2 separate regions of the Homo sapiens genome follow, and region 1 is linked to region 2. Evidence: read pairs that join two places in POLR2A ChIA-PET (ENCODE). Cell type or tissue: endothelial cell of umbilical vein. All regions are shown on one strand. Links, peaks and the distances in the headings refer to the core of each region. The heading gives the core; the rest is flanking DNA. Region 1 overlaps ZFYVE1 (zinc finger FYVE-type containing 1). Region 2 overlaps DPF3 (double PHD fingers 3).

Region 1 (15,515 bases), core at 5,077-13,076, 300 kb after region 2:
TCTCCAGTCACAGCCCTCAGGGATATGTTCAACAACTGTCTCTACCTATGAGCAAGCCTTTTAAACCAGAAAGTGATTAAAACCCTTTCCATGGCTCCCCCTGAAAAGGAGAGGGGACGAAAATCTGTTACTACATGTCGGATAGTGGTTACTCCTGGTGGGGGGAGGGACCAGGAGTTCTTGCAGGACAGCCATGTTCTGTTTCTTAATTTGGGTGCTGATTGGTTACGTAGTATTCAGTTTGAGAAAATCAAGCTGAAGTATAGATGTATAATAGTTCAATAGGTTTGTTTTTGTTGTTGAGACAGGTTCTCACTCTGTCACCCAGGCTGGAGTACAGTGACATCTCTGAGGCTCAAGCAATCCTCCTACCTCAGCCTCCCGGTAGCTGGAATTACAGGCGCCCAGCTTTTTTGGGGGGAGGGGTTGGTTTTCTTGGTAGGGACAGGGTTCACTCACCACGTTGCCCAGGCTGGTCTCAAACTCCTGGGCTTAAGTGATCCGCCCACCTTGGCCTCCCAAAGTGCTGGGATCACAGGTATGAGTGACCACGCCTAGCCAGGACTACGTATTTTAAACCTAGGGAGTGAAAATCAGGACTAATACCCCATCTCTTCTACTGTGCGAGAGGATTCCTCAACAGACCCTGACCCGACAGCTGCCAGAGTGTAACCCAGAGAACCCAAGCTGTGAAACCGCCACCGCTGAGCCTTGCTCAGCCAATGCCACGGCTGCAGAAAGGGGGTCTGCCGGGTGACCCCGGCTGCAGAAAGGTCTGAGGAACACCTCTAAGTACAGGATAAGTGGTAAGAATGTGGGGGCCCTCTAGTCACTAGAGAGAATTCCATGACTGTCAGCTATTGCCTTCCCTACATAAAGGAATATTCATGACCAGCTCAAAGCTCTGGTCCCAGTCAGCACACTGATCTGGGTGGGGCATGGTATCTAGCGAAGGGCTGGGGACAACAGGCTGTGGTCATGAGACTGACATCCACTGCACAGGATCATGGTTTGGGGGTACTTGGCTATGGTGGGGTTTTTTTGTTTGTTTGTTTGTTTGTTTTGAGACGGGGTCTCACTCTGTCACCCAGGCTAGAGTGCAGTGGCGCAATCTCGGCTCACTGCAAACTCCACCTCCTGGGTTCAAGCCATTCTCCTGCCTCAGCCTCCTGAGTAGCTGGGACTACAGGTGCCCACCACCACGCCCGGCTAATTTTTTTTGTATTTTTAGTAGAGATGGGGTTTCACCATGGTAGCCAGGATGGTCTTGATCTCCTGACCTCATGATCTTCCCGCCTTGGCCTCCCAAAGTACTGGGATTACAGGCGTGAGCCACCGCGCCTGGCCATTTTTTTTTTTTTTTTAAACAGAGTTTCACTCTTGTTGCCCAGGCTACAGTGCAACAATGGTGCAATCTCAGCTCAGCACAACCTCCACCTCCCGGGTTCAAGCAATTCTCTTGCCTCAACCTCCCAAGTAGCTGGGATGACAAGATTGCGCCACCACACCCAACTAATTTTTTGTATTTTTAGTAGAGACGGGGTTTCTACATGTTGGTCAGGCTGGTCTCGAACTCCCAACCTAAAGTGATCCCCCTCCGGCCTTGGCCTCCCAAAGTGCTGAGATTACAGGCATGAGCCACCACGCCCAGCCGGCTATGGTTTTGAAAAAGTTCTTATTTGTCAGAGTAAAAGACTGCAGTATTTGCAGGTAAAATATTACCGCCCTTGAAACATGCCCCTTACTTGGCCTCTGCTTGGAAAGCCACCATCAGCTGGAGACAGATGGTGGCTGGAAGGCACTGATGGAATGAGAGGAAAGAGCCAGCACAGTCGAGATGCAGGAAGATTCCTTTATGATGGCGAATTGGATGGTACACAGTTCTAGAGTAGGGTCCCAGTCACTGGACCCCAGGAGGCAGGAGGAGCAGGGCTGAGAGGGACGACACACTCCAGGGCTCATGTCACACCGATAGGCGCACCAGGAATGACCGCCATATACTTCCCTAAAGCTCAACCCACCCACCAGTTCAGTTAAGAATTATACTTTAATTCGTGTTTGGCCACTGAAGATCAAATCCACCATGATGATAGGATTTCAGCACAACGGGCCCTTTCCAGTCATGACAGACAGAGATGTCCAGGCTCTTGAGGAGAAACAAAAGTTCCTTTGACTTCTCTTGCAAGGACCAAAGAGATAAATTTTTTCTTTACGATCTGTTGAAATATTTATATAGACTTTTAAAAACAACTAACAGTTCATCCTGTGCTCAGTTTCCCTGGAAGGTTTCTCATGATCGCCCCTCCGAGAGCTAGAGGGGTTGTGTGTCTGGGAACAAAGGATTAAGACACTTTAAAATAAGCAATGAAAATCCTAGTGCGACACTCAGAAGCAGATGGTGGGCTTGAGGGGGCCGAGGGGTGGGAGGCAGATGCTTCGATTGAGGAGCTGGGTGCCGCCTTTTGGGAAAGCCGAGTGGAGACAGAAGCATCGGGACAGGAAGCCCTGCTGGAGAAGGCTCAGTTCCTTCCTTGCTGTTCCCTGGGGGACCAGGGACAGCACGGCCCCTGCATTTCTACTTCTCAGGGCCGAAGACCCGACCTCTGACCCTCCACCCACTCCGGTGACCTGCACGCTAAGTTGGGTGGTCTCTGACTAAAACAGGCTTAAGCCAAGAATTGGGACTCGACTCCCAGGAGACCTAGGGAGAATTCCCTTCAGGCTGTTTCAGGCAGGAAGGACCAGGGAGGCTCACTCCCCAGGCAGCTGACAGGCATGGAGGGAAGAGCCAAGGACAGGAGAGGCTTCCAAGGCTCCAAGAGCAGCAGAGGAAGGGGCCAGCCACGTGGTGGCCATGGACCTGGCTCGGCTCATGAGGAAGACGTGCTGCCACTGCCACCTCACCCTGTGCGGAGGAGACTGTGCGAAGTCTTCACAGCCAGCAGCAGCCTCGATACGCCCCGAGTGCCTTTCATATGTATATATGAGAGAGAGATATACACATATATATTCATTATTTTTAACTGAAATAAATGCAACGGATTCAGGTTCATTCCCCTTTGCGATAAGTTGCAAGGTCCCCTGCCCTGAGGGGTCCACACCTTCGGGCCTGCCGCCAGGCTCACCCCCACTGAGGGAAAGTGGCCCTGGATGCGGAGAGGAGAGGACACACACCACAGCAGGTGACTGGGAGGAGGGCCTACCTCGCAAGACTGTTTCTAACCCTGAGAACCTAAGGAATTGTGAAGGACTCGGAGAGGGGGCTGGGGTTAAAGGTCACCGGGCTTTTTATTGCAGTTGAAGCAGACTCGGACGGGATGGTCCCAGCCACGAGAAGGAACAGCCCGGCGGTCATGGGAGCACTCATCACAGAAGCCCTGTCCGCAGGCCCGGCAGTGGTGCTTGGAGAGCTTGATGCTGAACTCCTTCCGGCAGTTGTGGCAGTGGAGGATTTCGTGGTCAGGCACCCAGTACGCAGGCCTGGCCGCGTCCTTTACCAGACCTAAGGCAGGGAACAATGGTCAGGGCACCCAAAGCCCAATACCCCGAGGCCCAACTAGCAAGAGGCCATCCTCGGATGCTTACTGGCTTATAATCCCAACTGCACACAGAATTGCTGACAGAGCTTTTTAAAAATGCAGAAGCCCAGGCTCTGCCACTCACATCCAGATCAGAGTCTTTGGGGCTGTCGCATAGGCACTGATTTTCCCTTTTCCTTTTTCACATTTTTTAAGATTTTTTGGAGTCAGAGTCTCATTCTGTCGCCCAGGTTGGAGTGCAGTATCACGATTTCGGCTCACCACAACCTCTGCCTCCTGGGTTCAAACAATCCTCCCACCTCAGCCTCCCAAGTAGCTGGGACTACAGGTGTGCACCACCACACCTGGCTAATTTTTGTAGAGACAGGGTTTCACCATGTTGTCCGGGCTGGTCTCGAACTCCTAGTCTCAAGTGATCTGCCCACCTCGGCTTCCCAAAGTGCTGGGATTGTAGGCATAACATTATAGGCATGAGCCACCACGCCCTTTCTTTCTCTTTTGTGACAGGGTCTCACTCTGTTGCCCAGGCTGGTCTCAAATTACTGGGACTCAAGGGAGCCTCCTGCCTGAGTCTCCCAAGTAGCTAGGATTATAGGCATGCACCCCCACACCCAGCTCCTTGATCTTTATGTATCTATGAAGCCCTCCTTGTAAACTGAAGGGGCAGCCGTGTTAAGAACCCCTGGAGGAAATATAAAGAAGTCTGGGCTCTGGAGTCAGACACTCAAATCCCAATTCTACTGAGATCAGGTTAATCAGCAGCTGCTGGATTAAGAAAGGTTAGCTAAGGCTGGGCATGGTGGCTCACACCTATAATCCCAGCACTTTGGGAGGCAGAGGCAGGAGGACCACTCAAGGTCAGGAGTTCGAGACCAGCCTGGCCAACATGGTGAAACCCTGTCTCTACTAAAAATACAAAAATTAGCCGGGCGTGGTGGTATAACCCCAGCTACTTGGAAGCCTGAGGCATGAGAATCGCTTAAACCTGGGAGGTGGAGGTTGCAGTAAGCCAAGATCACACCACTGCACTCCAGCCTGGACAATAGCGAGAGTCAGTCTCAAAAAAAAAAGAAAGGTTAGCTAACCTCTCAGGGGCTTACTCATCTTTAACAACCCACCTTCAAGAACTGTGATGAGGATGAGAAGAAAGAACATGCCTGACACACTGGCCTGGTACTCAACACCCTGTGGGCGCTCAGAATGGGAGCACTTGGTGAGCACAGCCAGCAGGCTATGCTCTGCCTTCTGTGCCAAGGACAGTTCTTGCCTCTCCCAGGTACCCCTGGGGACAGATGCAACCTGAGATTTAAGCTTGGGCAAATCCAGCAATTCCTACATCATCTACTCACTTTGTGAGCTGCAATGAGGAAATCTGCTCCAGGCCATTTTCATCACTACTCACTTTTGCTCGCTCCCCTACAATGTGCCACGCTGCCCCAGGCCTGGCCAGCCTTGCGTAAGCCTGCCAAGCACTGGTTGATTTCCCTCCCTCTCCCCCTCGCCATCCTAAATACAAATACCCCTCACATCCAGGGCTGGGTAGCTATTTTAAATCTTCTTTTTTTTTTTTTTTTGAGACAGAGTCTCGCTCTGTTGCCCAGGCTGGAGTGCAGTGGTGCGATCTCGCCTCACTGCAAGCTCCACCTCCCGGGTTCATGCCATTCTCCTGCCTCAGCCTCCCTAGTAGCTGGGACTACAGGTGCCCGCCACCACGCCTGGCTAATTTTTTTGTATTTTCAGTAGAGACGGGTTTTCACCGTGTGTTGGCCAAGACTGATCTCTTGACTTCGTGATCCACCTGCCTTGGCCTCCCAAAGTGCTGGTATTATAGGCGTGAGCCACGGTGCCCGGCCAGCTATTTTAAATCTTAAACTACTAACAGTTTGGCTGGTGTGACAGACTAAAGACAGCCATAGAATCTTTCACCCACTTTCCATCTTTGACACTCCTGCCCCCTCCCTTGAATCTAGACAAACCTGTGACGGCAGCAGACTCCAGGAGATGACAGCAGAAGTGCCTGTCTGCAGTCCTAGGCCTCAAGAGATGGGCAGCTTCAGCCAGGCACAGTGGCTCACGCCTGTAATCCCAGCACTTTGGGAGGCCAAGGCCGGTGGATCACCTGAGCTCAGGAGTTCGGGACCAGCCTGGTCAACATGGTGAAACCCCGTCTCTACTAAAAATACAAAAATTAGCTGGGCATGGTGGCACGTGCCTGTAATCCTAGCTGCTTGGGAGGCTGAGGTAGGAGAATTGCCTGAACCTGGAAGGCGGAGGTTGCAGTGAGCCAAGATCGCACCACTGTACTCCAGCCTGGGTGACAGAGTAAGACTCCATCTCAAAAAAACAAACAAACAAACAAACAAAAAAAAAGAGATGGGCAGCATCCACTTCCTGTCTCTTGGAACATTAACTCCTGGAACCCTGACATCATTTAAGAAGTGCCAAAGAAACCACTGAAGAGGCCTGGAGAATACAAAGACCGAGTGAGGCTCTGCTACACACAGCCTCCTAACTGTCCCTGCCAAGGCACCCAGCTTGTAAGTGAGGTCAGCTTGGACCCTTGAGACCACTCCAGCTACCACCCTGGAATATCAGGTAGTAACTAGAGCCAATGCCACTTGGAGCTGAATAATTACCCTTCCTGACTTCTAGACCTGCAAAGACATCAAAGATGGCTGTTTTAAGCCTTTACATTTTAAGGTAGCTCGTTACACAGCACTAGATGCTGTAAGAGAATGGCTTCCAGCAATAAACATGAAACTACTAAGGCATTCAGCAGAAGCAAGCAAATGTGTGGCATTGTGTAATTGATTCCTTTACCACCCATCTCAATCTAGGTTGGCAAGCCTTTACAAAGTGACAGCCCAGGGCACCTGAAACCCCTCAACCCGCATCCACTACCCCCAAGAGAAGCACTGCCAGGCCCACCTAGTGGTATGTCAATGGCTGTCACCACGGCTCCCAGAGTGTTCTGCACGGCCTCGCCCACCTTCCGAGCAATGAGCGTTCCACCTTCATCGTCCACTTGTGCCTCGGTAACAGCTGTAGACAGTAATAAAGGAAATGCTGTCACCTCTAAGTCCTCTCCCAAATGGAAAACTCAGGGACCAATAGCAGAACGCTTCTGGATTCTGATCCCAGACACCACTGTGCTGTCCTGCAACTACTGCAAGGGTCTGTGCTGTGGGTCAGGTCAGCCCAGACTCTGAAATTAGATGACATCTGTTAGTCCTTTAGCTGCAACCTTCTGGGGCTCCTTTATAACCCTTCTTTTAAAGTAAGGCAGAAAGGTTCTAGGAGCGAAAACTAGAACCTTCTCAAAGGAGAAGACTGGTCTAAGCCATCTCTGGTAAACACTGCAGCCTTTTCAGAATTCAGTTGCTATGTGCGCATTCCCTTCCCCCAGAAGCAACTCTGCAGCTAAGAATGCAGGACAGGTTCGAGCCCCTGAGGAACAGCACCCATAGGACGCTGTTAACAAGGAGCTTAGAGGCTGACTGGCCAAGACCAGAAGTACTCTCACAAGGGAGATGTGGATTAGGGCATCTGGATATCCAGTTCTTAGCACCCAGGGCCAATGTGGGAGGTTCTCCCCTCCACCCCTGCAGCTCCCAGGTCCCACGTTACCTAACTGGACGTTCCTGGCTTCGTAGCAGTTGTCACAGACCCGCACTGGCGCAGGGCCCCAGCCCCGCTCAGGCACTGGCCGAGTCTTTGATGAACAGCTGTCACAGAAGCCCTCCCCACAGGCTCGGCAGTGATGCTTAGTGTCGTTATCTTTAAAGGACGTCGCACACTTGTTGCAGCTCTGTTCCAAGCCCAAAACAAAACAGAGAGGCAGGTAGGTATGGTACATGTCTGCTCAGCTGAGAAAGTCAACAAGACCCCGGAGCAAGCAGAAACTAAGGCAGGTGGCGTTAGCTCAACAAGGACAAGAGCTTTCTAGTAACGCGTTATCTGAGAATGGAAAGGAAGCCTGGTGGACAGTGAGTTTCCTTTCACTAAGTGTCTGGGTTGAAGCTGGGTGCTCTCTTGCTCTGGGTGCTGTAGCGTTAATGGATCAAGCTGAGGATGACCCTAAATAACCTCTAAAGACCCCTTTTCCTCCAGATTCTTATCTGGGTCCTCACATATCTAAGCAATATTCACTGGTCGTCACACACAAGGAAACTAAAACTCACCAAACAGAAAATACTTGCAGGAAAACACGAAGGGAAATCAATGGGCAAAGAGAAACTGGCTGCCTCAACGACTCCTCCCCTTGCCGGTACTCACAGAGCTCACTGCACTGGCAGAAAATGTTTGCGTCTCCCTCACAGAACAAGCTTAGCACAGGGCAAAGCGGCATTAAGTAGGATGGGCTGTGCCAGGAGTGGAGGGGCATCCTGGCACACCATACCAGAATCTGGGAGTTGGGCCTCCAGTAGGCAGGGGCGATCTGGTCTGTCAGCCAGGAAGTCACAGCCTTGGTGGGTCCAAGGCTAAGCTCGGACACCGACTGAGCCATGAAGTTCATCCCGTCCAACAGGCGCTGGGCAGCATTGTTGTTGTCCTTCAGAAACCCATCAGTCTGAAATGAAAACGCAGGCTTCCATCATGCTCTGAGAAGGGAGTGAAAGGAAGGAGGAAGAGGGATGTTTGGTGAGTTGCACACTCACCGTGGCCAACTCAGAACCACTAACTCCCTGGCAGGGAAGAACGGAGACACACCAGGAATCCCTCTGGCTTTATTCTCTTCAAAGTGACCATAAGACTTGATGTGTAGCTGTTCAATTCAGGACTTACTAAGCCCATATAATACAGGAGATGACACCTCCTCCAGGGGGCCCCGCACCGCAGGCTGAGTTAAGAACCTTTCCTCTCAGTTCTTCTAATACTTGGACATCTCTAGGAATCCTATTTCTGTGTGTCTAAGTACAATATCCATTTAGGTATCTGACTTCCCTATTAAACTCTGAACTCCCTGACAATAACTCTTTGTCATTTTTGTATTTTGTAAAGTAACTAGCTCAGTGCTGGGCACAAGGTACACAACAATGTATGCTGAATAATGAATGAAGGAAGGAAGGAAGGAAGGAGCAAACAAACAGCAGGGAAGGCATCTGTATCCTCCTAATTTCGAGGACTGTGAAGAATGTGACCTGAGAGTAAATTACTGCAGTCCTGTTTTCCTGGAACATAAACTATCTTACCACCTTTACTTTCTCGCTATAAGGCCACGTTAAATCCTTGGGACATAATGGAATAAACCATTATGCCAAGGAGGTGGGCTCCCATAATGAGACTACTATATAATAACAGATTTCAGTGGGCCAGAAAATTAGAAAAAGGAGGAGAAAAATAAGGAAATCGGCCGGGTGCGATGGCTCACGCCTGTAATCCCAGCATTTTGGGAGGCCGAGGTAGGTGGATCACAAGGTCAAGAGATCGAGACCATCCTGGCCAACATGGTGAAACCCTGTCTCTACTAAAAATACAAAAATTAGCTGGGTGTGGTAGCACGCGCCTGTAATCCCAGCTACTCGGGAGGCTGAGGCAGGAGAATTGCTTGAACCCAGGAGGTGGAGGTTGCAGTTAGCCGAGATCACACCACTGCACTCCAGCCTGGGTGACAGAGCAAGACTCCATCTCAAAAAAAAAAAAAAAAAGTTTAAAAAATAAGGAAATCTTCAGTTTTATGGTACCTATAGGATCCAGGAAAGCTCAGGAGAGGACCTGCAGGTAGAACTCCTAGGCTGAACGGTGGCTTTAGGAATCACCCAGCGAGGACAATGACACAGAGTAAAATAAGTCCCTCAGGGATAATCACTTGCCTTTTTTCCATGAAAGGAAAAGGTTTTGGATTTGTTGTGATTTATGGACAATGCTAAGTGTGAACAGTGATTTAATGCAGAATGAAAGCATGATATCACTGCCTCACAAACAGATTTGTATTTCTGACATCTGGAATTCAAAAGTTAAAAAATAATCATTAAACTGGGCGCGGTGGCTCACGCCCATAATCCCAGCCCTTTGGGAGGCCGAGGTGGGCAGGTCACCTGAGGTCGGGAGTTTGAAACCAGCCTGACCAACATGGAGAAACCCTGTCTTTACTGAAAATACAAAATTAGCCGGGCGTGGCGGTCGTGCCTGTAATCCCAGCTACTCGGGAAGCTGAGGCAGGAGAATCACTTGAACCCGGGAGGTGGAGATTGCAGTGAGCCAAGAGAGCCAAGATCTCACCATTGCACTTCAGCCTGGGGAACAAGAGCGAAACTCCGTCTCAAAAAAAAAAAGATTAAGCGTCTATAGGAATCCCACTTCTTAGAATATACTTCAAGAAAATTTCCTATAACAAAAAAATGGCTTTCTTACACGAAGATGGTGACTAGCATTTTAATGATCTTTTTAAAAAGGTGGAAATAAAACTAAATAAAATAGCATTGTGAGGAAAAAAAGCAGGAAAAAGGCATGTAAATATTTGCATCTAGAAAAACATACACATATAGAAAATGAATGAGTAGAACATGCAAAAACGTTTTATTTGCCAAAGGAGTAAAACTATAGATTTTTAGTTTATTTCATTTAAAGTTGTACTTCTAATATATATGCAAGAAAAAATAAAAACAATTTTGGTCTAGAGAACAAAAAAGCTCTCCAGATCATGCCTTTCTAAACCGCCAACATTCTGAAATTCATGGTTAACCTTAATTTTAAGCAGGTTCCAGTTTTCTATACACATGAAAAACTGAACGACACAAGATAAAGAAAAACAGAGAAATCCAACAGTTCTTACTCCAGGCCACACATGCACAATCTCTGTCCGCACCACCGTATCCACAGGATCTTGGTTTCCAAACCAGTACTGCCGACTACGATAGACCACGCCACAGTTAGGACATTCGATCACATACCTACAAGGAAAGCAAATCAATACTGTTACCCAGCCAGGTGCCTGGGGAGACAAACGCACCAGAAAACCTTGAGCCATGTTGTTTAAACTCACCCAGACCAGGCATATTTTGCGAGACCCATCCAGGGGGAGTCAGTGGAAGCAGATGTTTTGGGCACTACACTGACTTCCTCGCCTCTCTCATAGCAGGCCTGAAACAGGAAACACTCTGCTAGCTTATTGTTTGTTTTTTGTTTGTTTTTTTAATAGACACGGGGTTTTACCAGCCCAGGCTGGTTGTGAACTCCTGGGCTCAAGCAATCTGCCCGATCTCAGGAGTTCGAGATCAGCCTGGCCAACATGGTGAAACCCTGTCTCTACTAAAAATACAAAAATTAGCTGGGCATGGTGGCACACATCTGTAATCCCAGCTACTCAGGAGGCTCAGGCAGGAGAATTGCTGCAGCCCAGGAGGTGGAGGTTGCAGTAAGCCAAGATTGTGCCACTGCACTCCAGCCTGGCTGACAGAGCAAGACTCTGTCTCAAAAAAAAAAAAAAAAAAAAAAAAAAAAAAGAATGAATGTTCGATATAAATTACCCTTACATACAAGCTCAACAGAATGAGAAGAAAATAAGCTTAAAACAGTAAACAAAGGGACCCTCACCAATGAAGACATGTGAGTGCTTTTTGTTAGAGCTGGAGAGAAGTTCCAGAAATATTCAATTTGAATATCAAATACTTCAGCATGCAGCAAAAAATGGCCCCAAGATAGTCTTGCCAAAGAGAGAGTGGTCAGCAAGCCCGCTGCTGACACAGGGAGGAGCTCGGAGGACTCACCTTGCAGGTATACACTCGGTTGTCATACTGGTGGGAGTATCTGCAGCGGCTCTTGGCTTCATGAGGCACTCCTTCCTTCCCATGATTCATGCTTTTCTTACATCCAACCCTGAATGAAGCCCAAAGACTGACAATGAGACGGCTAAAGGAGCCAGTGCCACTTACACAGAACAGCCTGACCCTGAGCCAGGCACAAGGCCACGACCAGACCTTGATTACTAACTGGGCCTCAGATGCTGAACACAGAAAGGGTAGCCGGAAACCCACATGCCTCTTTGTTACACTTGCAATCAACAGCACTACAGAGGCACAGCGACTACTATCCTTGTATGAGGACACAGGGGAAAAAGAAATCTCAGCCGGGCACGGTGGCTCACGTCTGTAATCCCAGTACTTTGGGAGGCCGACGGGGGCAGATCACTTCAGGTCAGAAGTTCAAGACCAGCCTAGCCAACATGGTGAAACATCGACTCTACCAAAAATACAAAACTTAGCCGGGCATGGTGGCGGGCACCCATAGTCCCAGGTACTCGGGAGGCTGAGGCAGGAGAATCGCTTGAACCCAGGAGGTGGAGGTTGCAGTGAGTTCAAGACCAGCCTGACCAACATGGAGAAACCCCGTCTCTACTAAAAATACAAAAAAATTAGCCAGGCATAGTGGCTCATGCCTGTAATCCCAGCTACTCAGGAGGCTGAGGCAGGAGAATCACTTGAATCCAGGAGGCGGAGGTTGCAGTAAGCCAAGATCACACCGCTATACTCCAGCCTGGGCAACAGCGAGACTCTGTCTTTAAAAAAAAAAAAAAAAATACACCCAGAAATCCCTTGTTGGAAAAACTACCTGTCCCCTCAGCAGAAATGGAGGAGCCATAAGATACCAACTTGACCAGAGAGGAAACCTGAACGTCTCTCAGAAGACTCAAAAAATCCAAACAAGATGAAATGGAACGTTTACCCAGAACAGGCTGCCAAGATGCAAAATGAAAACCAACCCCAAAATTTGGCAATGCATTAAGGGGAGGCTTAGGCTGAACAAGCCTTCCAAATGAACAATGAGCTCTGCCATCCTGATAATGCAAAAACAGAGATCAGGACTTTAGAATTTCACTATGATAAAAGGGAAAGTTCCAGAAATCCTGGGGAGGCTCACAATGGGAAAGCAATGATCCAACAGTGCTTAAGTCTCTTGTGCTGGGCTCATGGGGCATGCAAAAAGGAAGGTAAGTCACACTGTCAACTAACATCCCTCTCCCCTTTCCAAACTGAACTCTCCAAGATAATCCTTAGTTCTCCCTTGCCCAGGCTGTATAATCCAAGAAGCAGGTCTTTTTCTCGGCAAGGTCAGAGGTGGTTCTGCATGCAGCAGGTGGCCTACAGGACTCAAAGTGAAATGACCATTCATAACAGATGTAGGTCAGGTCTACTCCTGTAAAAGGAGAAGTGTGCAGGACAGGGTGGTTCTGGTAGAAGCAAAGACAATTTGGTAGTGAAGAGTGGAAGGGATTGTCTACAGGACATGGAGGCTGCCATCTGACCTCGACACACTGCATTTAAATCCCCTGGGGCCCATCAGACAAGTCACCACACTGATTTAACAGCCATCAACAGTTCAAACTAATCCAGTGATCCTCAAAGGGTGGTCCCCATGAACATCAGCATCACCTGAGAATTAATTAATTTATTTATTTATTTATTTATTTATTTATTTATTTATTTATTTATTTTGAGAAAGAGTCTCACTCTGTCGCCCAGGCTGGAGTGCAGTGGCGCAATCTCAGCTCACTGCGGGCTCCGCCTCCCGGGTTCACGCCATTCTCCTGCCTCAGCCTCCCGAGTAGCTGGGACTACAGGCGCCGGCCACCGTGCCAGGCTAATTTTTTTGTATTTTTAGTAGAGACAGGGTTTCACCATAGTCTCGATCTGCTGACCTCGTGATCCACCTGCCTCGGCCTCCCCAAGTGCTGGGATTACAGGCGTAAGCCACCGTGCCCGGCCGAGAATTTATTAAATTTATTAAAATGCAAACTCCCAGGCCCTATCTCAGACCTACTGAATTAGAAACTGTGGAGGGGGCACCCAGTGATCCTGCCCTTCAGGTTTTTCTGATGCATGCTAAAATTTGCGGATCACTGCTCTAACCATAACAAAGTGCGGTCCACAAACCAAAGGCACAGCCATTGCCCGGGAGCTTGACAGAAATGCAGAATCTCAGGTTTCACCCAGACCTGATTCCGAATCTGCATTCTAACAGAATCTCAAGGTGATGCATACACAATTGAAGTTTCGGAAGCACTGTCCCAACTCAATGTCCTCAGCTCGGGCTGCACTTTAGAATCCTCTGAGGAGCATCTTAAACATAGCAATGCAGAGGTCCTACACACGACCCGTTAATTAGAATCCCAGAAGGTGGTGCCCTGGCATAAATAATTTTGAAAGCTCCCCAGAAAATTCTAATGTGCTCTAAACATTTCCCCTAATAGTGAAAGGAATCACCTGGAATCAATACCGACCCATAGTGTTTTGCACAGGGGGGGCACTCAAATATCACTTGAATACTTAGAATACTATGAATAAGTGACTGGAAACTCTGGTAGAAAAAACACAGAAAAGCAGGCAACCCAAAGTCTTCTGCCCTAAAAACCTCCCAAACCAGAAGCTGGTCAATTTCACATCTATACCAGCTGGAATTTCCAGGAGATTCTTCACCACCATGTGTCCTTCAAGCTCTTGCTACCTCAGAAGTGTGGTTCCTAGACCACCAGGATCTTGTGGGAACATGGGAGTGTACCATTTTGGATAATTTAAATCAGAACCTGTAATTTAGCAAGATCCCAGGGGATCTGCATCCACACCAAAGTCTAGGAAGCACCACTCAAAGGCTCTATTCTCAAGGTATGGGGTGGGAGGTGGGGGAGCGGCCTTACTTACCCACAGCTGAGGCACAAGGAGGAGCAGGTGAAATACTCATCTGGAAAAAAGGAGCTGTGCGCCATCTGGTCATCGGGGATCTCACCGCTGAAGCGGTCACTTAGTGCCTGCCAAGGAGGGAAGGTGACATATGATGGCACTCAGTAGAGAGCTCCGCACTTTGGCCCCCCACTGCAGGCACCGTACAAGCAACACAGGCACAGAAGAAATCCAGTAACTTCTGCTCATTACCCTTGACCTTCCTGACCCCACTCACATCAGTCCTTACCATGGGAAACCTTGGAAAGAACCAGCCCATTCCCCAAGAGGTCAAGATAAGCAAAGTTACTGTTCTCCCCTAATTGCCTTGCAGGTTATAAACACCTCACACCACTCAGTCTTTTATTCAAGACCACCACAAATAATGATGAATGCCCATTTCATCTATGTGAGGCTGGAACCAAGAAACCAAGACTCACGAGGATGGCTCCTCTTTAAGCCACAGGCAGAGCCCAGATGTGATCTGTGAGTTTCCCGGGCTTCTATCCCAGCTATAACCACAGGCACTTACTTGGAGTTTACTAGACCATAGACAAACTCAAAGCAGGAAAAATGTCACCAGAAAAAAAAAAAAGAAGAAGAATTATTATAGTGTTTGCCAGTCATTTATCAACTCTACCAACCCCCAAAACAGACATTACCCAAAGGACAGCAAATGGCCAAAATAAATGCCAAGAAGATAACATATCCACAAAGCAAACTGAAAATTTCAGGTTGAAATGTAGCTTCCATTCCTAATCCTATCTTCACTTATTACTGGATATTGAAAGTATTCCTCAGGCTAATTACAGAAAGGCGCTTTCCACACTTTAGAAATCACTAAGCACATGCTGCTCCAAGCTTCTAACTTTCAGTCCAGCCCCAGTGTGAAGAAGCCAGGCATTATCCAAGGGAAAATAAGGGAAAGAAGCCTTAACAAAAGGACAATATGTTACTTCCTTCCATAAACGGGCAGAAGAGAATTTTAAAGGAGATCTGGAAAAAGGGCAGGTTAGGTTTTAAACGAAGAACAATTAGAACTTTTTTTTTTTTTGAGATGGAGTTTTGCTCTTGTTGCCCAGGCTGGAGTGCACTGGCACGATCTTGGCTCACTACAACCTCTGCCCCCTGGGTTCAAGAGATTCCCCTGCCTCAGCCTCCCAAGTAGCTAGGATTACAGGCACCCACCACCACACCCGGCTAATTTTTTGTATTTTTAGTAGAAATGAGGTTTCACCATTTTGGCCAGGCTGGTCTTGAACTCCAGGCCTCAGGTGATCCACCCGCCTCGGCCTCACAAAGTGCTGGGATTACAGACGTA
Region 2 (15,515 bases), core at 4,335-12,334:
AAAAAAAGTCTGATTCTAATAACAGCTAGAATATATAAATAATAATGTTTTAATGTTATTGGTTCTTTGTTTCCAACCCAAAGTTCCTCTTCTCTTCCTTTTGCCAATAAATATGAAAATTGAGGACATCAACTCTGCTCCTGTCAAAAAGACCCCCTCCCCTCAGAAAAGAGACAATCCGTCTAACTTCCTATTTCTATGGAAAATAAATAGCGCATCACGATGCCATCTCTCGGAAGAACGCTCATTCTGCTGTTTTGTTTTGTTTCAGTAGTTTGTGCTTCTGTTGTACATACCCAAAACAGAGGGGTGGGGGGAGGGATGGAGGGACACGTGGGAGGTGAAGGGAAAAAAAGCAAGGATAGAGGGAAAATCTAAAGTTGCCTTTCATTAAAAAAAATATATATCAGAACCAGCACAATGACCAAAGTCAGAGGGGGATGGCTAATTGCCCAGAGAGTCTGTTCCGTGGGTTTAGCAACTGCCCTTTTTATCTGCTGTGGGCGAACCCCGGCCACTGCGGCGTCCTCGACAGGAGCGAGGCTCTTCCAAATCGTCCTCATCAAAGCCGTGGAAAGTTGACGTGTCACTTTCTGACGTGGAACCGAATAAGTCCTCCGTGGTACGTGCTGCGGCCGCTGCCTCCTTCTCCTTCCTGCCTTCTCCTCCCAAATGAGCTGACATGTATGATGAATATATCAGCACATGGGTTAAGCAACAGACAGCATTATTAATATTCTCATTACATTATTACAATGCTATTCTTAATAGCAAGATATAAAACCATTTGCACACCAAAGGGATTAACCCGGTGCATCACCTGGTGACGGGGATTTGGGACAAAGCAAACATTTCCAGGGAAGAGGCTTCCCCCACTCCCCGAAAAGGCATCATCTCTACCATAGTACATATGTCCACAGCTTCCGACAGCAAAAGATTCAACCATGATCTTTCTTCTGTTGTGCATACACACAGGCGCTTGCACGCTCACTCAACCCTGCCCCAGACAATGATTTTCATTGGTGGTTTTTAAGCCTGGTTGGGATTTCTTTGGTGTTTTCTGTTGGTGTTTCTTTGAACAATGTTTGTCCTTCACTTTGACAGTCAGCTGTACAAAGGTATTACTGTCAGATAACCCATTCAAGGTGGTTAAGCCTCCATCTATTTCATTTTTATTTTACCCGCTTCTAATCCCATTCTTTCAGAACCCTTTCAATTCTCCCCTTACGCCATGTCGTTCATTTGCACTGAAAGCAAAAGGAAGTTGGAAAGTCTGATAAGTGGTAGGTGATAAAATAGTTTGTTTCCTTTAACCACAGGAGGAAATTTCTGTGATCTGCATCCACATACATGTGCACGTGTGCACACCACACACACACACACACACACACACACACAGACACACACACACACACACACACACCCAGCCACCAGCCATGCCCAGGTATCGGTTACTCCAGAAAGTTCAGTTGTCAAATCTCATTCAGGGCACTACAAAGGTGAGAAATAGGAGTAGAAAAGCCCTAATAAATCAGAGCATCCTGAAATTTGTAAAACTCAGGTTTAAACTTTTTTGCATTCTAAATGAGCCCCAGGACTGCTCTTGTATAAAGGAATGATACATCCCTCATGGTGCCAATTTCAGGAACCTCACTTTCTCCCAGGAAACAGCAGTGGTAGGGTAGATGGGAGGGGAAGGAAGCTCTTCCAAGCTCCATACTCTTCTCTGGAAGGACCGTAGGGAGGCTCCAGAGAAGTATTCGCCCACCTGCCTTAACAAGCACATCTCATCTCATGGGCCAATGACACCTGTTTCTTCCCATGGTATCAACTATTTCAGGAACATTAGAGTCAGACCTTGACTAAATCATCTACCAAAACCAATCCTTGGCAAATGCAGTGAGAATACCTAGGCTGGTAGAAAATGGCTCCCTGAGCCACATAGCAGACAGAACCTTGGAGGGAAAGCTGAGGGAAGGTTGTGGAAAGAGGCTTTGCATAGAAAAAAACAACTTCCCACTCCTGACATCCCATGGCTTCGATTCTAGCACCCCTCTTTTGTAAGAAAGGAAGGGGAGAAATTACAGCAGTTTGCAATGAGAATTCTGAAGCTGCCCCCTCTAACCCATCCAAACCTACAGCAGTCCATAACGTGTTGCTTAGACCATCACTTCAAGTGACCTTGCTTCTGGAAGTAGAGATTTCATCTGATTGCTTGCTTTTAAAAAAACACTGCATTGAATTTCATCTGTTTTTTTTAAGTATCTTAAAAAAACAGAGTCCGCTATCACAAGGGCCCTGTCTTCTACGCTAGCATCCATAGAATAAAAAATTCAATGTTAGGTACCATGTTTGGAAAGTAAATGAACTGACAGAATTGCACAAATGGACCACCCTTGAGAGTCACACGTTGAGGGTTGTGTGCAGCAGAAACCACAGTCCTTTTAAAATTACTGATTTGCTACTCAAGCCAGCCTTAAGCCCTAAACAGCCCTACCATCAAAATATAAAAGGGCTAAAGCTAAGGTTTGCAGACAGAGCAAGGAAAGAGCTGAGTTGCTACAGTCAACCATGATGGGGTCATCTCAGTTCTTCTCTGGGGACTGGGAGTGAAAAAGACACTGGATAGAAAGGTAGAAAGGAGAAATGACTCCTCATTGCTGGAACAAAGCATCCAACCAAACTGTTTCACCTACTCATATCAGGGGCTGATGAGACTAAAAATGGGGTTGAAATTCCCTCCTCCCTGCCTCACACTGTGGTCTAGTGCTGACATAATACAATATGAAAAATAGGTAGTACCAACCAACCATGGCCAGCCAAAAATAATGGTTTGGTTAGAACTAAAAAACAAAACAACCATTTGAACATAACCTGAAGACCTGAATTCATTTTAAGAATGAAGGAACAAGACCAAAAGTCTCTTTCTGTTATTTTAGTCTTTGGATAGGTTAAAATATAAACATATACACCAAATCAACTGCAGATTAGCCCTAGGAATGCCTGTCCTTTTGCCTCATTGATCTATCGGGGTCTCTTCTGTTCTGTTTTAGAAAATGAGATTAGTGGCCAATGGCGGTGGTGTTTATGCAGCTAGCCAGGAGCCCGGGGATCTCTGACTCCCACAATTCAAGATGTGGTTGCTCTCCGAATACTCATGTTTCCACACCACACCACACTCTTCGGGTTTGCCCTAGGCACTTCCACAGAACAAACTCATCTTTCTGTTACATGTGCATCATCCACTACAAGAAAGCACGTTGCCTTCTCTCCAGGTTTTTCCACTCTACCTCGCTGTGGTCCGTAAAAACACGCACAAAGAAATATGCACCTCATGGAAAGGCCAGACACAAACCCAAAACTTCTCTTTGCCCTTTCCCCCGGATCCTAGGGCATAACTTTTGGTTCTTGAGACCCAAAGAAGAAAAATATCAGAATGAGCTGAAAACTCCTCTCCACTCGAAAGCATTGCCACCATCGCTTCCCTCTCCAGTCTCCAGCACCACAAGATGGAAGAGGAATGCAAGAGGAGCATTCCTGGTCTACGGGCACCCGGTGTGGGAAGGGGCCACACTCACCAGAGCGTCCACAGTCTGCGCAGGACACCAGCTCTTCAGGCCGCCCACTCTTCTTGTTCATGTTGGAGCCCCCCAAGCAGAAGTCACAGTAGTTATTGGGAATGACTGTTCCATCCGGTCCTTTCTGGGCTGTGGGAACATTTAAAACATTCCAATTTCAGGCTTACATGAGTTTCAACTGCCCCTTCTTCTCCTCCTACAGTGTGGTAGAATCTGCTCCAGAAGGAATCTGAGGTTTTATTATAACCAAGTTGGCAAATTGGGCTACGCTTTCTTTTGGATCCTTCCGGGTTTAATGGTACTAATAATATCTTGCAAGTCACCCAGAGTTTAATTTTTAGAGTATTCCCCAGCTCTGTGTTGTTGCAGAAATCACCCTGCTCCTCTGATTGCATCCTTAGATGATCAAACCATCCAGAAGAGGTACTGGTCAAGTGAACTACTCTCAGCCCTAAACAATCAGCCCTGTGGGCCCAGGCCCCAGGCATCAGATGGAAACCACACACCATGGTGTGAGGACAGGGAGAGGAAAGAGCCAGTGCCTGGACCTTGCCATTGGGAACAGTGCTCTTGTTTAGGAGATATTCTTCCTGTCCCTGAAATGGAAAACAAAGAAGCACTGATGGGAGGTCATTTCCAGGAATAACACCAAAGATGCTCTTGGGGACTTGGACAAACAACTTGGTGGAGTATCAATCTCCCTGAAGGGGAGTCTCATCTCCCTGAAGTCCAGACCCATTGATCATGGAAAGTGCCCAAGACCCCAAGTGCCTAAAATCAGAACTAGACCCAGGCTTCTAGGCACTTGGCTCAGCCTCATGCCAGAGATGGATTAAACGGTGAGTTACTGAGCATGTCTTTAGGCTTAAGACCGTCACGAATAACTGAACACACTAACTTCAAAACCCACTCCTGCTGGAGGTCCTTAAACAAAAGCAAAGAAAAATCTTAGGACATGACTTTGAAAACAAAGCCTGTGAGGAGAATAGCACCTGTCCTTATGCACCAAAATCATTCCATTTCCAGGGGCTGCTTGAGAAGCCTTGAACAGATTATTTGCATGGAGAGAAATACTTCCCTTTTTCTGTTTCTCCCTCCCTATTGCGGGCATTTCTTTGTCATATTCACACTCCCTGTTTGTAACTAAGAAGAAAAGTCTTTCTGTTTATGGGATCAGCCCTAACCACCCAAGTATCTTCCTCCTCACCAGACCCAGTGTCTGCTGCTGCCTTTCATTATTCACTGGCTAACGTTAATCAGGGTCCCATACGGTACAAATCTGAAAAAGGAAGCAGAGATGTGAGCAGAAATACCATCCAGACAGTAAGTGATAAACGGATTCACCCACTTTAATGTGATTCCCTCTGGCCTCCACTTCCTCCATGCCTCTGCTTTGCCTCCAGGAATAGAAAACCTACCTGGGGAAGGCGGAAGACAAAAGCTAGAGGAATTTCATTATAGAGGGTTAATCCATTTATCAGTTGCTATTTGGATTGTTTAATTGGTTTCTAAGTCATTGATTTCCATCTTCAGGGAGGCAGACAATTCTCTGCAAGAAGTGTTAGCTGTTTGGGGGACACAGAGGAGCTGGCCACATTCTGGGGTCTGTTCAGTGTAGGCTTGTCTTCATCAGTCCCTGGATCTCAAACACATTTGCATGGCATACAGAATGCTTTTGCAAATAATCTCCAAAAAGCAGTATATCTGCAAATATTTTACTCTGCCTATAAATTTTCATTGCCCAAATCCAGAAGTACCAGAGTCCCCTTCTCCCTTCTCCCTCAATTGCCATCTTAGTCATTTTTAGAACTCTCCTAAGAAAATCCAAGCATCTCTATGAAGCAAATAAACTCAGGGTTTCCTCAACAAGATATGGATGGAAAACTATCAAATGGTGAACAGAAAGAAGAGATAGGGTATACTAAATTTAGGGGCTGAGGGTAAACCAAAGTTAAGTGTCATGATTGATATGAGCTAGATATAAAATGTGGAGATGCCAGTTGTTACTTAGGTAGCTTCCTGTATGGAAGGCAATCAGAGAATCCCATATATATCATTCATAAAAACTTACAGGGGGCCTAGTCTCCTCAGCTGTCTCTCTCCTATACTCTTAGGGACTTCCTATAATTTTCAATTTCCTCCCCATTCACAAGATCTTTAAGCAACTAAAGAATCTGATTTTCTCCAACACACTGTCTCCCTCATGACGTATGAGGATGAGTAAGTAAAATATAGAGTATAAAAGCTTGCAGATTAATTCTTGATATGGTTTGGCTGTGCCCCCACCCAAATCTCATCTTGAATTGCAGCTCCCATAATCCCCACATGTCATGGGAGAGACTGAGTAGGATATAATTGAATCATGGGGGCAGGTTTTTCCCTAGCAGCTCTTGTGATAGTGAATAAGTCTCATGGCATCTGATGGTTTTAAAAGGGGCAGTTCCCCTGCACATGCTCTCTTGCCTGCTGCCATGTAAGATGTGCCTTTGCTCCTCCTTTGCCTTCTGCCGTGATTGTGAGGCCTCCCCAGCCAGGTGGAACTGTGAGTCCATTAAATCTCTTTGTCTTTATAAATCACCCAATCTCGGGTGTTTCTTCCTAGCAGATGAAAATGGACTAATACAATTCTACACAGCATTCACTACCAACAGACCATTGGTAGAACACCCTATTGAATCAGGAACTCTAATACTACAAGAAATAAAAAATTAGAAATGATCTAGTAGAGCTAAGCAGGCAGTGATGGAAGAATTCAGCCTTCGTAAAAAGACCAAAGGAAAAGAATTGAATTCATCTGAAAAAGGGAAGCTTCTGACGAGATGGAGTCTGAGCAGCATCCTGTTGGCCATACAGAGTTCCTGTCCAAGGGGTGAGGGAGGTCCTAAAATCCCATGTATAGGCCCCGGTATGTGCAGGAGTGACATGCCAGGCCAGCTGGGGTGTGGAGGTACATTTTTAGTCTGGCAATGGCCCAGTATAGAAAGTGATCATGCACAGCTGTTTTATTTTTCAGAGAAATCATTTTTGCTTCAGTTTCTACTCTTTCTTACAACAGTGAGCTCAAAGCATCCTTCCATTGTGGTCAGATGGTGTGGAATGGACTAATTGCTTATGCACCTGATTTTCTTAAACATTTTGGTACTTGGGATTAGTTTCAGAGCAAGGGTTCTCCCATGGAGCTCTCCCAAACTTCAGCTAAAACATATCAGTCATGCCCTGGGGAGGGTACTGTTGATATCACCATTATGACCCTTGTTTATATTGAGTCTGTGTGCCTCCTCTCCCCGTTTCACATTATCATCTCTCCATATTAAATAGGTCTACTCCTTCAGGTTGGAGACCAGGTCTAACCCGTTGTTGGAACCCCTACAATCTGTGGGATGAGTGACTTTAGAGAGGGATGGCAGGGATGTTAGTGGGTGGCACAGTGATGCCCTGGGAGCACCGGATATCATTCACTGCCCCTGGTTTATTTCCCTACCAGAGGAGAGCTGGTCCATGTGTGCATGAATTGGTCTGTCACCTGGTCTCATGGCCAGCTCCCAGAGTACACAGAAGTCGGTAGCCAATGGCCCTGAGTCACTGGAAGAATAATACTGTACCCCTCCTGTGGGAGGCGAGACATCATTCTGCACCAAACACACAAGAACATAGAAGACAATGATTCATTGTCTCTTGAGAAGAGGATACCTGGTCATGCCTATCCACTCAGCTTCCCTTTTGTTCAACTGCGTATTGAAAGGAGAAGAAAAGGAAGCAGACATTTATCACACCACAAAACTGTGGCAAATCTTTTGCTGGATGCTTTATATATGTTATTTCATTGATTCTTGCAAAAACTTTGTGAAGTAGGGAATTTTTTGACAGATGCAGTAACTGAAATCCAAAGAGATTAAAGCGCTGGCTCCAAGCCTCGGTTGGGCTCTTCGAAGGCAGGTTTCACCCCCAGTTTGTCTGTGTCCCCAGAGATTGTGCCTCTAATCACACTTCTCTGCCTCCTGGGAAGTCCAGAGGTAAACACTTTGCAGCCATACCTTGCATATAAAATATTTCATAAATCTCTTTAGAGTCAACCTGATTCGCCCAATATGATATTTACGAAGCCCAAAGCTATAAAAATTATTGAGACCGGCCTGATAAAAGTGGAAATTCCCTTTGAACTTAAATTTAATGTCCCTACTACAGTAATCCATCCTGGGTGATCCTGTTTATTGTCATCTACTCTATGAAAACACTTCTCTGGAGAATTCCAGAGGCTCATGAAGGAATTTTTTTAAGTAAAGCTCACATCATGGCTAGGTTGGCCTATGGCCTGACCCAGCCATGAGCAATTTCCTGGTACTGTATATGAGATCATTATAAAAAAGATTTTACTACAAATAGGAAGCTCGCCCAGACCTTGTAAGTGGGATTTAAATAGAGATTTTGCTTCTGCTTATGGGAAATTGAGTCCCGCTTTATAGAATAAGATGACGGGGAGGGCAAAGACCCGACTGGCATCTCTATGGCAGCATCTGCGATGATGGATGTGGTTTTCTGTTGATTAATGTTCATGGGCTGAGATCATATAAGAGATACAAGTAAGTTGCTGAGAAAATAAAGTGAGCCTTAAGAGTTTAGAAATCTACCTGAGGGAGATAACTCTAAAAAGCTCAAAGGAAAAAAAATGGAAATCAGGAACAAAGTTCATGAAGAAAGTAGAAGAAAAATAACAGAAGGCAGGGAAGAGCATTCAGATAAATCAAAGCAAGAAAAATGAAAAGTGAAGCTTCACACAGCCCCATCACCACGCTCAGGGAAGCGAGAGCAGGCATTCTGGAAAGGTATCAGTGCTCGCTACAGGATTTTTGAGTTAAATCAGGTTTTATGTCTATGGCAAACAAGGCCCCAAATCTTCCATAAAACTACCGCCCAGGCAGCACCGCCTCTCCCCCTCCCAGTCGGATCTCCGCTGTGGTGTGCCTGCCACTCACAGAAAGAATGACTGGCAGGGACAAACCAGCCGTCGGCAACAGCCACTCGTCTGGGTTCTGCTGAGACCAGAGCTGCGTCCCAAGCATCCTAGGGAACAGGAAACTGGCCAGAAGTTCAGGCTCCTCCTTGGCACGTGCACAAAAGCATGGCCTCACATCCTGAGCAGACGCTCTGACCACCTGCCAGGGCCTGGTGTGCACAAATGCGCGGCCACGCTCGGTGCCCACCACCCACCACCCAGCCCCAGCCCCAGCCCCAGCTGAGCAGCTCCATTTCTGGAGCCTGCTAGCCTGGGAAGTTGGGGTGCACAGCCCTTGGGGAATTCGGGGGCAGTGAGCAGAGCCCTCTGGGAAGAGATGCGCCTCTCCTCGCCCCTCTCGTTTGTTCCCCCCGCCACCCTCCACAGGCTGACAGTTCCCGTGTCCCTCTACAGGTCTGACATGTTTCCATGGCAACCGGAATCCTGGGCTCCGGCAGCCTCCGCTCTTGCCACCTGTTATGACTTCATCTCTCAAGTGTAAAGCATGCTAGCCCCGTGCCACTTGGCTGTGCAGAGCGCATCTTCAGAGGACGACGGAGGGAAGGAAAGGGGAGAGGAAAGGAGGGAAAGCAGACAGGCAGCCCAGGCCGGCCAGGCGGGACGTGCTGGCTAGGCCAGTCCAGAGGAGGAAGCTTGGGGGCCGGAGATGAGAGGGTGGGGAGTAAGGGTGGACCCCGACGTGCCTTCCCTGCAGAATCAGGAGCAAGCCTCAGCTGGAGGCCACTGCCACAGCCTGCTACCTCGGCCTAGCCTTTAATGAGGGCTGCGGGAGGAGGGAGAGGCGGGCTGGGGAGACAAGGCGCCTGCGAGGAGCTCCGGCAGGCCCAGCGTGAAGCAGAGCCAGGAGAGGGTTAAAAGTGGCGTGATAGAGACTGTGGGGAAGGCTGGACCAGAGGGCAAAGGGAGCATCAAAGCCGGGATAAATGGCCTTAATTCTCATGCTCCCACTCGCTGGTCGTGTTTACTCATATAAATTATCCCCCAGGCCTGACACCTTTTTTCACTGCTTCCCTAGAACTGATGAAAAAATAAATCCCACAGATCCCAGGAATAAAAAGTGTGGGGCTTTCATTCAGGCTGGTTCTCCTTGGCCACTAATAGCAACTCAGGTCCCGCCCCAGGGCTCCAGGAGGAAGACAAAGGAAGGCTTCATCCCAAATGTGGAGGGGCAGGGGGCCTGGAAGCCTGGCGGGGAAGCAGACAGTAGGGCCCGCTCCCCACAGGACCCTCCAATCGTCAGAGCCCTCGACGGCAGAGAACTCGCTCTCCCCACAGGCCATCTTGCCACCAGCTCTGAGGACACCGTGAATATATGGGAAAGTAAAGGGGACTACGCTGGAGCGGATGCGGAAGGCGCTGAGGCCAGGGCTGCTGTCATGAGTCCTCACATTTATGGATGGGGCTGATAAACTGTCACACTCCGCACCGTCAAGGACAAGGTGAGAAGATGAGCTGGAATGGCAGCACATGCCACAGGAGAGCTGGAAAGGCAGGTGGCTAACAACGAAAGCCATGGCCAGAGGGCGGGCTTCTCTGGAGAGGCCTCTGCACACAGGGAAGGGCCCCTAGGCCCGGGGTTTTGACTGCGTTGCCGATCTAGAGGCAAGAGAACACGCTAGGTGATGTCCTGAGGTCCCTTTCAGGCCTATTATTCAAGCATTATAATCAGGTGAAGAAAGAGACAGAAAAGCCAAGTTTTCCACACCCAGAGGAACCCAGCCTTTCATCACTGTTCTATACTCATGTAAATGCCTCTTTGCCTGTTACCCATGTGCTACCTGAGGGCACATGAGTAACACCTGAGGGCAGGAACCATGTCCTTCACTGCGGTATCCCTGGCCCCTGGCCAGCAGTGAGTGACACAGAGCTGACAATCAATGCTGAGTGAAAGGATGGACAAATCATCACAGAGGCTTTTTGAGGGGAAAAAAAATCTGCCAGGCAAAGGGAAGTTAATGACTAGGAATTGAGTGGACGGAGAGTCCCCCGAGCACAGGGTGACCATCCTAAGTCCCTCTTATATCGGGGCACAGAAGAAGTGGGAAGGAGAAATATTGGAGCCCCTTGGAGAGAAGAAAGCTGTGGTGTGGAAAGCCACTGCATCTACCTCCCCCAGGAATCCTCTCTCTTAGGCATTTCTTAGTCAACCAGAATGGAAGGCATCAAGAATCCCCAGGCTCAGCTGGCCCCAGAGTCTTGAGACTCATTCTGTCTCTCACCAGGGACTCAGCAGGAGCCAGTGAGAACAGAGGCCCCATCTTGCTGCGTGTTTTGGTGACTGTAGAAATAATATAAATATTTCAAAATGTGGCGTCAACCCTCCACCCTTCCTATGCCTGCCTTCTTTTCCTCCATCTTTATCCAATACTTACATCTTTAGATACAAACCTGGTGAATATTTACTCCCAAAAACTGTGCCATAAAAGCAGAAAACATATCCACTCACACTGATGTCTCCATCCTGAGATGGATATATTTGGTGAGAGTTGTAATTTGCGGTTTGCCAAAAGGCCACAACAATTTGCCAGCAGTGTGTGCACCATGTCACCAGCTCTGGGGCTAGATGGTCACACGGCCCCCAAGGAATGTCCTTTGTGCTCCAGCTTTAGGTGGGCAACCCTAGGTCTGCCATTAATGCTTCGGAATAGTAAGAAAAAGACCAAGTAAAGCTTAGGAATGGGTCGGATATGCTGGCTCACGCCTGTAATCCCAGCACTTTGGGAGGCCAAGGCAGGTGGATCATGAGGTCAGGAGTTCAAGACCAGCCTGGCCAACATGGCAAAAACCTCATCTCTACTAAAAATACAAAAATTAGCCAGGTGTGGTGGCACACACCTGTAATCCCAGCTATTCGGGAGGCTGAGGAAGGAGAATCACTTGAACCTGGGAGGCAGAGGTTGCAGTGAGCCAAGATTGTGCCACTGCACTCCAGGCTGGGCAACAAGAGTAAGACTCTGTCTCAAGAAAAAAAAAAAAAAAAAAAGCTTAGGAATGTTCTCAGTGTTCATGACACTGAGATGAATATCTCATTACGTGACACGTAATGAGATATTTCAGTTTTCCAGTGTTTGGTGATATGGGTCAGTTCATGCCCTGGTGTGGCAACTTGTGATTGCTACCAAATGAGTTTGTTGAAGGAGAAAATGTTAATTTGAGAGCAACTATATCAACCAGGCTCTGAACAAAGTGATGTCACTCCCCTTAATGAATTCCAGACAGCTTGGTGTGTTAGAGCTGGATGAGTTTTGTCTGTTTAAGTTGTCGGGATATTATTATCGACATAATTAGGATTCAACAAGCCCCTTGTTTTGCTTTGCCCAGCCGTGCCCTCTCAACCCTCTTCACTAGCACCACTGAACTCTGTCTGCAAGGGGACCAGCATTTTCTTTGTTCTTCAGACAGAAAGCCGTATTTAAGAAAAGGGAAAGCATGAGCCTTCTGCTTTAGACCTGAGGATTTGGAAGGAATCAAGAGACCACAGAGTCTTGGGGCAGCACAGCCTGAGGATGGTGGCACACGCAGGGGCGCACTCCAAAAGCAGGCCGGGAAGTTGGTGCTGAGAGTCAGAGACGTCTGCCCTACATGGGATAGAGCATTAGGAAAAGAGCAAAAACCAAGGCTGCCCCTTCAATTTGACAGTACAACCTAACTCCTGGCCAGTTACCTGGCTCAGTGCATCCAAAAGAAAAAAGGAATTAAAAGGAAGTTGACTGACTGAACATCAGTCTTGGAAAGCTAGATTTCTGTAAGGTAGTGGTTTACCTGGGAACTTGTCAAAAATGCAAATTCCCAGTCAGGCACAGTGGCTCATGCCTGTAATCCCAGAATTTTGGGAGGCCAAGGCAGGTGGATCACTTGAGGTCGGGAGTTCGAGACCAGCCTGGCTAACATAGCAAAACCCCGCCTCTACTAAAAATACAAAAATTAGCTGGGTGTGGTGGTGCACACCTGTAATCCCAGCTACTCAGGAGGCTGAGGCAAGAGAATCACTTGAACCCAGGAGGTGGAGGTTGCAGTGAGCCGAGATCGCACCACTGCACTCCAGCCTGGGTGACAGAACAAGACCCCATCTCAAAAAAAAAAAAAAAAAAAGCAAATTCCAGGGCCTGAATTGCTGAATCAGAAACTCTGGGGGTGGGATCCAGTGGGTGGGCTGTGCTTTAACAAATGCTCCAGGTGATTCTGATGCAGCCTCAAGCTTGAGAAACATGGCTTTAATTGGTGTGACAGTCATGTCACCCGGAAGTCATTCACTTAATCTTCATCATAGCCTATGAGATAGATGCCATTAATGATCTGATGTTACATAGTGATCCATGAGGCATATGGAGGCTATGCAGCTCAGCTAAGGTCACACGTTAGTCAGTGGCTCACTTGGCTCTGAACCCAAGCAACCGCGCACCTGAGGGGAGGTGAGTCGGAGAGGTGGACACGCAGGGCCTCACAGGCTAGGGCTTCCCAGATTTTGCTGTGCAAATCATTTGGGGATCTCATTAACAATCAGGTTGGAATTCATAGATCCAGGGTACAGCCTGAGATTCTACATGTCTTAAAAGCTCCCCTGGTAGGGTGGCCACGCATCCAGGTTTGACTGGGACAGAGGGTTCTAGGGCGTGGGGCTTTCAGTGCTGTAGCTGGGCAAACCTGGACAAGCTGTCACCAAGCCCCAGGTGCTTCTGACCACACTGTCAGATGCAAAACACAGACCCACAAGATGAGGAGTTTGGGTTGTATTCAAACGTGATGAAAGTGTTGAGAGCATGAGAGTGACATCATCTGCTTTATATTTTACATATATATATATTTTCTTAGAAACAAGATCTCTCTCTGTCTCCCAGACTGGAGTGCAGTGGCACAATCATGGCTTACTGCAACCTCAACCTCCTGGCTTCAAGCAACCCTCCCACCTCAGCCTCCCGAGTAGCTGGGATTATAGGCATGCACCACCACACCTGGCTAATTTTTGTATTTTTAGTAGAGATGGGGCTTCACCATGTTGACCAGGCTGGACTCGAACTCCTGAGCTCAAGAAATCTGCTCAGCTCAGCCTCCCAAACTGCTGGGATTACAGGTATGAGCCACAGCCTGCTTTAGAGGCTGGGAGACCAATCAAAAAAGTTTTAACAACCCAGGCAGAAGCCAGGGGTGGCCAGAAGATAGAGAGAGGGAGAAAATGTAGGGTATATTTTGGAAGACTGAAGGAAAACCAAGAGGCAAGGATGAATCCTAATATTTCACTTCAGGCTCAAGCTTTTTTTTTTAAAAGAGCAAGTTTAGAAGAAAAAAAAAATGAGAGCCAGGAAAGACAGTGAGACACAGAATGAGAGAGAAAGACTCAGGAAAATTATTGAATAGAATGATGTGTGATTTTTTTTTCTGTAGGAAAAAAACTCATTTACCAATTAAAGTATGACCTAGAATTTGTAATGCAGGGGTGGGGTCTCTAAAACATCCCAAACAGCCTAAGTTAGTAAAGAGCTTTGAAGAGTAAATGTGCCTACTATGGACTGAAGTGTGTCCCTCATCCCCAAAATTCATATGTCAGAGTCCTAACCCCCAAAGGGATGTTATTTGGAAAAGGGTCTTTGGAAGGCAATTAGGTTCAGTGGGGTCATGAGGGTGGGGTCCTCGTAATGAAATTAGTGCCCTTATTAGACACCAAAGAGCTTGTTTCTCTCTCTCCACCCGTACACACCAAAGAAAGGCCATGTGAGGACACAATGAGAAAGCAGCTATCTGCAATCCAAGGAGAGAGCCCTCACCACACTCTGACCCTACCAGAACCTTGATCTTGGACTTCCAGTCTCCAGAATTGTGAGAAATAAATTCCGGTTGTTTAAGCCACCCAGTCGATGGAATTTTGTTAAGACAGTGCCTATTAACATGTTCATCTCTTTTGAAAAGCCACAATGCAGCATGATGCATTAGACAACTGGTCTTGAGGCAAAAGTTAAGGGACATCGGTAGGACCATGACAAAGATCCAAGCCTTGGGACTAGGGCCCATCACTCAGGGTTCCAAAGTCCTGACATAACTGAATGGTATCCAACTCAAGCCCATTCACATCTCAGCTTCCCACCTTGCTGTCTGTTACTCAACCTCTCTGAGCCTCAGTTTCCTTGTCTGTAAAATGAGAATAATAACATGTCCCTAATGGACTTATGATCATAACATGAGGTGATGTGTGTAAAATGCCTGACACTTACTAGTTGTTCCGTCATCTCTTTCCCTCTTTCCTCTTCTACGTGCAAGATAATTTTATTTCTAACAAGGCAGGAAAAATCAAAGACCTAAATAAGTAAACTCTCCCAATAAGTGGTACATGACTCATGAATTCACATTCATCCTCCCTGACCATGGATACATGACTTGGTCTTTGTGTGCCTTGCTGTCCTCTGGGGGATACAGCACCTGCCTTGCAGGGTTATTGTGAGGAATGAATGAGATACATGTGGCATGCTTAGCACCATGTCTGACACACTTAAGGAATGCAAGCAAGTACCATTGCCACTGTTGCTGTTTGGTATGTGGGTCTTTTCAATCCTGCACATTTCTAGGTAATTAGGCCCAAAATGCGAGAGAAATAAAAGAGATTCAGAGACAGCCAAGAGACACGTGGAGCCCCAATCCTAGGGCAATGGCTTGGCAAATAAAAGGGTGCCACACTTGTCTAGATTGCCCTCCACAGCTTTCTCTGGCTGGGTTTTATGACTCTGTCTTATTTCCACAATTGCACCAGAAGTTCTCCCAGGGCTGAGACCACGTTATCCCTTTCTGGAGGCCCAGTTACACTTCTCCCAACAACTGGGTGCATGTACAGTAAGTGCTTAATAAATATTCATAATGAGCCTGTTCAGAAGGATCTGTGTCCCATATCTAAGATTTAGCCAAGGATATGCCAGGGCCAGGTCAGGCTCTGATAG

Evidence for each region. ChIA-PET counts read pairs that join two places held together with the same protein. Peaks named below come from ENCODE experiments on the same cell type or tissue, not always from the same donor. Only the 100,000 strongest peaks of a DNase experiment are listed, where the experiment ranks them.
Region 1: POLR2A ChIA-PET joins it to region 2 with 6 read pairs; 2 of 35 experiments call an interaction of 5 or more read pairs at or near these places.

The regions. Positions count from the first base shown.
Region 1 is chr14:72,967,613-72,983,127 of GRCh38, forward strand. ZFYVE1 (zinc finger FYVE-type containing 1) reads right to left here. Exons shown (of 12, transcript NM_021260.4): 5 at 14,177-14,283; 6 at 11,249-11,357; 7 at 10,525-10,622; 8 at 10,315-10,432; 9 at 7,939-8,109; 10 at 7,167-7,347; 11 at 6,468-6,581; 12 at 1,839-3,502. The coding sequence ends at 3,270. Among named protein-coding and RNA genes, the nearest start is that of TRC-GCA8-1, 12 kb to the left of the region's middle. RefSeq lists an enhancer at 2,831-3,332. In endothelial cell of umbilical vein, for the core only: no CTCF peak of the experiment used is centred there; no DNase peak of the experiment used is centred there.
Region 2 is chr14:72,670,662-72,686,176 of GRCh38, forward strand. DPF3 (double PHD fingers 3) reads right to left here. Exons shown (of 11, transcript NM_001280542.3): 8 at 3,579-3,707. Among named protein-coding and RNA genes, the nearest start is that of MIR7843, 160 kb to the left of the region's middle. RefSeq lists an enhancer at 8,759-9,606. In endothelial cell of umbilical vein, for the core only: no CTCF peak of the experiment used is centred there; DNase peaks (open chromatin) are centred at 7,930 and 8,620; H3K27ac peaks cover 2,898 bases.